Regions from separate parts of the Homo sapiens genome. Here region 1 is linked to region 2. The links are chromatin contacts, found by Hi-C or POLR2A ChIA-PET in ENCODE. All regions are on one chromosome and are shown on one strand. The core of a region is the stretch at or near the end of the contact, and the rest is flanking DNA. Distances in the headings are between cores, read along the strand shown. Region 1 overlaps TNPO1-DT (TNPO1 divergent transcript). Region 2 overlaps TNPO1-DT (TNPO1 divergent transcript).

Region 1 (5,197 bases), core at 2,548-5,047, 37 kb after region 2:
AAAAGAAAGCATCCCCTTTTTTTATTATACTTTAAGTTCTAGGGTACATGTGCACAACGTGCAGGTTTGTTACATATGTATACATGTGCCATGTTGGTGTGCTGCACCCATTAACTCGTCCCCTTTTTAAAGCTTTCTGCTCCCACAGGATAGTCTTTTGTGCAGTTCTCTTTGCTCAGTGCTGATTTTTCTCCTCCTGAGCTGCAGGGAGACCAGAGCAGCTTGATTTCACATATCTCCTCTCAACCAGGGTAACTTCCCTTTCCTTGACCATTTTGTTGTCTAGTTTTTTTTACTTTGGAGCTTAGGTCAGTATTTGGTAACTTCATTTATAGCCTGGACAAATTGCTTAATCTCTCTGACTGTATTTTCCTAACCTATCTTCTTAAGAGAGAGAGAAAGAAGAGAAAGAGAGAGTATGGGTACAGGAGGTAGACAGAGTCTCAGCCATACCTGTACATCAGAGTCATCTGAGCAGCTTTATAACCATGCCCATGCCTAGGCCCCAGTCCAGATCAATTGAGTCAATCAGTCACTGGAGCTGGAGCCTCAGGGATCAGCTTATCAAAAGCTCCCACATGATTCTAACATGCATCCATATAGGGTGGAGAATCACTGGACTACCATTAAATATTAACATGTAAGTCGTTGATTAATATCATCTATTAAATTACCTAGCTGGCTTTGAATTCACTTTTGTGCCTCATATAAGGGTTAACTAGCCCCTTCAAACACTTACCTGCAAGTTTTTAAAAACACAGCTTTGAGACAGCTTTTTAGCTATGTTGGCTTTTTTCATGCAACTATTACATAGTTCTATTTGTGGATTTATTAATTTTCTTGCTTTTACAATGTGTAGTGTTCTGATTTGGCTTATAATTTACTGTATTTGCTATATCAAGTGTCTCTCCAAGTGTGGTCTGTGGACCATCTGCATCAGAACCACCTAATGTGATTCTTTAAGAAAAATGAAAGTTCTCAGACTCACCCATGGCCTACTAGATCTGATTTTCTGGAGGTGGTGCCAGGGAGTCCATGTTTTTAACACGCACCTGCTGCAATTTGTAAGCATGTTAAAGCATAAAGACGACTTGCTGTATTTAGACTGATTTGCATGACATTTGCCATAGCACACACTAGACATGCATTAGAGTTTAGTGAACAATATCTGATCATTGCCTTTGTAAAACATACAAAATACTGACTGTTGCATTTGCAGATAGACCTTACTTTCCTTTTTTACACAGCTTATTTTTACACTTTTATTTAATGGGTAAGAGAAAAACTCTACTTGAGGATAGCTGCTGAGTTTGTGGTTTTGTTTGGTTTTCGGGTACCTCTTTCTTTTTCATCATCTCTGCTGAATCTATAGTCCTTGAGGTCAGGATCAACGGGCTGTTCTCTGCTGAGCTTCTTAGTAAACAGGCTTAACCTAGACGACATTTTCCCTGCTGCATACACCAATTATCTAGGTGTTGGGTGCATAGATAATGTGGCCCTGAAGTCTAGATATAAAAACGGAGGTCTCAATTTGATGTTCCACTCTCTACTGATGTACTCACAGCTTAGCCCTGGTCCCTGGATTCTTTGGTGCTTATTTTTCTTAGAAAAAGCAGCTGGTACCTGGTTAATAAAGCCCAGTCATCTTTAATAGAACAATGGATAAAAAAACTTTTGAATATCTGATATCAAAGCCTCATTTAATATACAAAGCAACCTCTTATTACATTAGTACTTGAGTGACTTGTTTTGGCAAATCTAGAAATCTATTTTGCTGCTTTCTAACAAATAGATTTTGCTACAAAAGCATTCAGGAAATAAATGGGAATTCATCTGTGACTGACTGAAATGATGGCAAGGCTTAACTTTCATAAACCATGTTCCTTGCAAGCAGGAAAGTTTTCCTCCTTGAGCTTTATGACTTTTTTCTAAAATAGGGAGGGTTCGTAACGATGTCAAAGGCTGCCTTTCTCTAGAAGACATCTAGCCATCTCCAAGTACTCCATGAGGTCATATTTTCCTGTACCTAGTGATTCCTAGGATGATTTTGAGTCATTTTTATATTCTTGAACAAAAAAAATGATAATTTTTGAGAGGATTCTCACTTCTCCTTATGTGAAGCAATGAGGCTACATCTTTAACATTGTGATCCATGTATGCTTCCAAACACATTGCTGCTGGCCAGTACATTCCCCAATTCAGAGGCCCCTTGGTTTCAGCTCATGTGCACTCAAGACAAATAGAATCTGGTTTAGGACAAAATGAGCTCATTCTCCTGGACAGAGGGAAAACCCGGCTGGCCAATTCTGGTCCTAATCTCACCCTTATAAGTTTCTGGTTCTTCAGCACAACCATGAAAGCTTGATCTACTGTAGAGTTCAAGTGTCAACTCTGCAATATTATAAATATAATGATGAGTAATGATAATTTCATAAAGTCATCCTTGCTAGAAAAAGCTGACCATCATCTGTCATATAAACAACAGCAAACATTTTATGGTGCTATATATCAGGCATTTTGAAAGTGTATCATTGCATTATTTCATTTTATCTCGACAGCAAGTCCTAGAGGTAGTGCTCTGTATTGTCCCATTTTACAGAAGAAGAAATTGAGGCACACAGGGTATGCCACAGGTAGTCACAGTCAGAAGAGCAGTTTTACCAAGTCTGTCTGACTCCAGAGCCTATCCTCTTACCACTTAGGTTAGGCTGCTTTTATAATAATAAAATAATAACATCGTAACAACTAACACTTATTGAGTACCGGTTATGTGCCAAACAACTTGGACATACTTTACATGTAACAGTTCAACTCATCAGATGACTATTATTGTCACCACTTTGCAGATGAGGAAACTGAGGCTGAGAGAGGTTAAGTACCTTGCCCAAAGTCTCCCAACTAGGGGTGGCAGAACCAAGTCATAGGGTGGGCCTCTTTAATCTTTCAGTGTCCCATCTCCCAGGCTTTGGTGCTGACTTATGGCTGGAGAATGGCTGTCAAGAATAACAGAGTTGCAGAGACTCTGTGGCAGTGGCACAGAGCAAAGCCAGAGGGCCAGTGATGTCCAGACATCTCTCCTGAGCACATAGGAGCAGGGCTGTGACCTGGGTGAGCTCAGTGGACATGGGAGAGGAGCAAGGCTGATTGCCCCAAAGCTACAGGGAAGGGATCTGAGGAATCAGCAAAGGGCCAAATGTAGGGTCAACACAACAAAGATTGTGTAGACAATGGACAGACCCAAAGAGGCTGGGCAGAGAAGAACAACTGGATCCAACTCCAAAGAACTTCAATCAGGGCAAAAAGACAGAATGGACAGGCATGGGAAGACAGCCATAGGTGAGACTCTAGGGCCTGAGAGAATAGAAGCAGAATTCCCGTGTGATTTGGAGACAAGCTGGTCAGAAACCCAGTGAGATGAGGGGGAGGGAGGAACCCTAGCCACTGACCTCATCAGACTCCTGATTAACTGGGTTAACTGATCCCCAACTAAATAAAAATCACAATCATGCTGAACTTTATTTTTAATTATTGCCCCATAGAGACAGATGAAGAAGTCTATGGTCCTCCACCACAGAGCTTGCTAACATTCCCATTTGCCATTTACCCAATTTACTCTGTACCAGCCATCCACTGAATTCACTGAAGGTTTTTGTTGGAGAGCGTCTTGACTCTGGTTATCGTCTTCAATAAAACATGTCTCACTTTGTTCTCTATCAGTCTATCTCCCTGGACACCCACATAATCATCCTTTTGTAAACAAAGCAGGCTTTGAAGCCTCTAGGAGTCCTGCTAGGCTGAGAGAGATGAGAATGAGCTGCAGGCTTCCTGGTGTGAACTGGAGCCTGGAAATATTTTATAACCTGTATTGTTTTTCCTGATTATGAAAGTAGCAAGTGTTCATTGTAGAAAATACACCAAAGCCTCAAGAAAAAATGCTATTACCCAACAGAGATAAGAAACATAACATCTGGTTTAGAGCATTTTGGCATAGATAGATAGGTTGATTGATTGATTTTAAATTTATGGCATTAAATTATGTGCAGTTTTATTTCCTGTTTTTTTACTTGACATAGATCAAAAGTGTTTTTCCCATGTCAAATCAATATTCACTGTAAGATTTTTCATGACTACATATTCACCAATCCTATTGAATATGTTAGACTTGCATTTCAGGGTTTCATATTTGCCTTTATATCAGGCTGCTGCGTTTGTTCTGCAGCTACATACTCAAACCCTGCCTTCTCCATGGCCTCTCTGTGCTTTCTGAAATTTAACTCACAGGTGCCAGAAGACCCTGTTAAATAAGCACTGGAAAATAGTTATTCTGGGTTTTGTCTTGAGTTCTGCCAATTCCCTAAGCAGCTACAGCCAGTTCCCTCCTCTCTGTGTGTCATCTCCCGCATCTGTCAGGTTACACAGTCATGTCTAATTTAAAGCCAAGCAATTTGGTAAAGGAGAAGACTCTCCCTGGCCAGCCTCATCACTGAACTGCAGAGGCTGGCTGGGAGCCCAGAAGAGCTGGTGTTTCTTGCAGAAAAACCATCATGATTACCTGTGCCAGGCATGGAGCTAAGCATAATATACATCTTTTTTTTTTTTTTCAATCCTCCCAACATCCCAGTGAGGTAAGAACTATTATTATTCACATGTGGTGGAACAAGAAACTGAGGCTTGGGGAGATTAAATAACTTCACAGAGGCCTAGAAAAGTAACAGGATGGCTGAGCCAAACCCAGCCTGAGCTCATAGCCACTACTGATGAGTCCTGGAGATCACTGTCACTTTTTCTAGGGTGAAGTGCTTTTCCCAAAAGACTCAGAGCTCCATGGCCCTGTCTTGTGAGGGACCATTTGACCAGATGCTTTTCAAAGATGACACATCTGCACATTTCAGAACCCAGTGGAAGTCTGTTCATGAAGCAAGTTTTTTTAATGTTCAAATCAAGTAGGAAGGACTGAAAACAGGTGTGTGATGCATGAAAGAAAAATGGCTCTTCAGACAAAACTCTGGAAAATTGAGACAACTCTAAGATCTGATTTTAAAAAGAATCCCAGAGCCTGACATTTCCAATGGCTCTGGTCTTCATTCTCTTTCCTGAGTGTTTGAATCATAAAAGCGTGTAGCTCTTTCATCTCTCCCTCGTCCTGCTCCTCCCCTGCACAGACAAATGGTATTTTGAGTTTTGTTCCCACCCCAGA
Region 2 (4,448 bases), core at 1,481-3,980:
TCTGTGGCCAGGCTTTCTGAATGATATTCAAAAATTACCAACACACACACACACACACACACACACACGCACGCACGCACACCAAGAAAAAGAAATCAACTGAGGAACAGCTTCCCATGATAGTCTATTATTTTTTTCTACTCATTTTGATAAAATGTGACATTTGAAATTTCAAAATAAATAATCATAAAATCTGCTTTCTTGTGCAGCCTATGTGCAGGGTGGCCAACATAATACATGGAGCAATTAGAAGAAGTAAATAAGAAAGAGGAGTTTGAAAGGAGGAAAACTGTTTTACAGTGCAGGTTCTATTCCAGTAATAGACCAAGGATCAATACAAGGACATAGATAATTGATTTACAGGTAAACACACGACTTTAAAATGGTGTTTTCTGCAACAACATGGATGAATTTTAAAAATATTAAGCTGAGCAAAAGAAATCACAAACAAAAGAGTATCTGCTCTGTAGAACCATTTATATGAAGTTCAAAACTAATTAACAGTGATAAAAGCCAGAATTGTGTTTGTCTATGGCAGGATAAGGGGTGAATTAACCAGAAAAAACCATGACAGAATATTGTGGAGTGATGAAAACCTTCTGTTTCTTGATTTGGGATATAGTTACATGATTTAACACCATCAGTAGTATGCTGAGTCTGTCTCTTACACTCCTGAGGGTAGAATTTTTGTAAGCCGATTGTTAAACCATCGCTAGCTTAAAATCAGCTATGGTGGGAGTATTTAAACCATGCAAACCAACAAATGCTACAAATCAAGTTTGGGTCTTTCTGCAGAGGGCCACTTTACCAGCATACCCTTGAATACATTTGTCCAGCTTCATCAAAGTATACACTTAAGATTTATGAATTTTAATGTGTATAAAATTACCTCAATAAGGCACTGGTAGCAAAGAAGAAAAAAAGGATAAAATAGTGTCTTCAGTTAGTGAACCAGTCTAGTTGTTCATTTGTGACTTTCATGTCCTTATGTGCCGTTTCAAGCCTTCATGAGTTCCATTTTCTAAAATTGAGGCTCACCACGATCGTAGTAAATAGCTGGCTTGACACTGCGTACTCTGTGAGCCGCTGAGCTACATTTGAATTAGGTATAGTGAATTTTAATATAATCTGTGTCCTAATTTTTACCACCTCTCTTAAAATATCCTTACATACGTAAAGTATAGGCCCATCCTTCTTTTTAAAAAAGTTTCATATGTTAAAGTCTTTATATGTCAAACACAGCAAATATTATATTACTGCATATAAACTTAGTTCACCATTCTTTTTAATTGAGTAAATCCCTATCACTTTTATGCTTTATTTTCATTATCTTTTGTTTTATGGGTTTTTTAATACCTGTAAAAAGAGCTATGGCTATGTTGAATTCAAATAACACAAAAGGCTAAAAAGTCTTTCCCTAGACTCTATCCCAAGTCCTACTGTTTAAAGAGAGCAACGGTTGGCTGGGCGCGGTGGCTCACACCTGTAATCCCAGCACTTTGGGAAGCCGAGGTGGGCGGATCACGAGGTCAAGAGATCAAGACCATCCTGGCCAACAGGGTGAAACCCCGTCTCTACTAAAAATACCAAAAAAAATTCCTGGGTGTGGTGGCACGCCCCTATAATCCCAGCTACTCGGGAGGCTGAGGCAGGAGAATCGCTTGAACCCGGGAGGCGGAGGTTGCAGTGAGCTGCTATCGTGCCACTGCACTCCAGTCTGGCAACAGAGCGAGACTCTGTCTTAAAAAAAAAGAGCAATGGTTAAACATTAGGATATAGCTGTCCAATCTTTTTCTACATTTATATTATACACAAATCAAAATACATATACACACATGCTACACTTTTAAAAAACAAAAATAGGATTATGTATAATGTTACACAACTCGGTCTGTTTATTTTATCTTCCATGCTCATCTTTCCATGTCAGTGTAGGTGAGCTCTACCTAAGAAAAGCTTCGTAGGTACCACTACTTATTTAATCAGTCTCCTCCTGCTGAACTCTTAGACTTTTTCTAAACTGTCATCATTACAAAATTCCTACAATGAACACCCTTGTGTTAAGTTGAATCATTTCAAATTGCTGTTTGTGTATATCAAAAAATGGTTGAATAGCAGTAATTTCAAATGGGTCATACTATACATTTGTATTTCTATAGGATACACTTCTTGAAGTGGGATTGGTGCATCAAAGAAGATGTGCATTTTTATTTTGATGACTACTACTACACTACCCACCTCATAGATATGCCAATTTATACTGTGCTCATTCCCCATGCCCTTGACAATAATAAAAGCTTTCAATCTTTTTAATTTTTGCTAGAAGATTATGCCTCCGTGTTTTGCTTTGCTTTCTTTCCTGATGATTGAGGAGGCTGAATATCTTTTCGTATGCATACTGCACCCAGGACACTTAAAACATCATTTGATTCTCCCACAATCCTCCAAACACACTCCTATTTACAAAAAGAAAATCAAACCTCTTTTTGAGAGAATTAAAGAACAGATGCCTATCGTTAAAAGGATTCCTTTTAGGAAGCTGGGACGGATTATTTTTCTGCCTTCAAATTTCTATTCGTTTCTGTTACTGGACACACAAACATGTATTGTTTTTGCCTAGAGCGAACTCCTTTGACCTCACTCTTCTGTTTTCTGAATTTGAATCACTTGGAAAATCCACTGGGCTTTGGATCTGAGAAGCCGACACTGGGCTCTGGGCAAAGCTGTGGGCTTTGCAGCCTGCCAGCAGGGGGCCTCTTCAGCTCTGAGAGGCCTCCTGGCCAGAGCTCCATTTCCTCCCTCCTAAACAAGCTTCTCCCCAGCGCAGAGAGGCAGTTGCTGGCTTCCACTTAGGCAGGATAATTTAGTGAATGAAAGTCGTTTGGCTTCCACCATAGTAATTAGTATGCAAATTACCAGTATATTACCTGCAGAGTCATAAATTACATTGACAGACTTAATATTCACAGATTCAACATTCCAGTGAGGGTAATTTTTCTATTTTTCAATAGTTGTAGACCAGGCCGATCCACCACCTTATTGAACTGTTATGCATTAAATCAACAGTTGAAAAATTAAGCATTTTCCAAAGCATTTTATTATGCATTTATTTCTTTCAGTAGGCAGTCAAGTGGAACATTAAATATGCAGTGTGTCTAAGAGTACTAAATGGCTGGTGAATACATTTAAGCCTAAAACAGTTTTTTTGTAACTTAAAAAAAGAGACACAACACAGGAAAATCTATATCATAATACAATCTATTGAATCTTTGCCAACACCATTAGAACCAAATATTTTCTAGCTCAGGTTCCCGTAAGTAAGAGGAATCATTAATCCCCAATAAGTGGTTCAAGCTAATGCTGCTCACAAATGGAAAATGGCTGGCCCATAGGAAAGGGGTGCAGTGAGTCCACGTAGGGGTGGACAGGGTCAAGTCTCATCATGTCAACATGATCTTTCCTTCTTCTATTCACCCAAGAGACCAACTGAGCCCGTATTCTGTGCCAGGTCAACAAGATGATTCCTGCCTCCAGGGGATTTAAGGACAGTTAGAGTCAAAGTCTCTTAGCTCAGCCCCTGCTGATGGACAGCATGGTGAGCACTAATCATTGAAGAGTCATGGGGAACACCCAGCACCTTTTCTACGTCCAGCCTCAAAAGCCACTGGAAAGTTAGTGAGACTCAATAATTCCTTCCTCCAGTTCCTCTCTGCACATTCCTACAAAATAAAATTACCTTTGCTTTAAGAGTCTAACATTACTATTGAGGCCATTGAAGGACATATTTATTGATGGTTTCAACAAGGAGATCTGAGAAAGGTGACTAGAGATGGTTAGCAGGAATGTACTGAGAGACACCCATTCACAGATGTGCAGATAACGCCAAATTGCAAATAAACCAGGTGGCTGATGTCTGACATTTGGTCCTTAACTTTAGAAAGTACTTAGCATTTAGAATACCATCCTTCAAACCAAACAAAAGAATTATCCTACGGAGATAGAAAAAGGCAGGGGAAGAAAACCACTTTGCTGCCACAGCTTGGGCCTGCAGTGGCTTCTGTGTCCCCACACTGTATTTGAGGATGGGCATCACCACTTCAAATTCTGGGGGAAGAGCCCCTTGGCCCTGGTTTTCTACTCTCTGTAACCAGCTCACACCTTTCTTTGTGGAGCTATGATCGGCTGAGGAAATGAATTGTTTTCAAAGAGTCTTTCTGAAGAGTGAGCCAAATGGAAGTAGGACAAGATATCTCAGTTAATGTGGGGGTCCGGTAAAGAATGTGCAATTCAAGCCTCCTACCCTGTAACATTTCTCAGGGTTGGAGGTTGCATGCTATGAAGGCTGGAAGAAGTCAGAACATAAGGCAGGAGTTGAAAACAAATGTGCATCGTGTACTTCTCCAAAAGCCACAAATATATAATATCATCTACAGGGAGGTTTACTGTAA

What was found. A loop is a pair of places that touch in the nucleus more often than their neighbours do. ChIA-PET counts read pairs that join two places held with the same protein, here RNA polymerase II (POLR2A). Pooled maps may share reads with other maps.
Region 1: a loop to region 2 is called in a map of sigmoid colon, with 2.1 times the contacts of the local background. The contact joins two enhancer-like sites. A Hi-C loop is called at or near these places in 3 of 168 maps with a recorded cell type or tissue (PC-9, psoas muscle and sigmoid colon) and 1 of 50 pooled maps. POLR2A ChIA-PET finds 5 or more read pairs at or near these places in 2 of 52 experiments (PC-9 and WTC11).

Annotation. Positions count from the first base shown.
Region 1 is chr5:72,644,239-72,649,435 of GRCh38, forward strand. All of the region lies in intron 7 of TNPO1-DT (TNPO1 divergent transcript), which reads right to left. Among named protein-coding and RNA genes, the nearest start is that of ZNF366, 140 kb to the left of the region's middle. Within about 2 kb of position 3,798, at least 2 of the 41 ENCODE cell types and tissues checked have a DNase peak (open chromatin) inside an H3K27ac peak, as active enhancers do.
Region 2 is chr5:72,608,566-72,613,013 of GRCh38, forward strand. The region is part of intron 7 of TNPO1-DT (TNPO1 divergent transcript); the gene reads right to left. Among named protein-coding and RNA genes, the nearest start is that of ZNF366, 100 kb to the left of the region's middle. Within about 2 kb of position 2,731, at least 2 of the 41 ENCODE cell types and tissues checked have a DNase peak (open chromatin) inside an H3K27ac peak, as active enhancers do.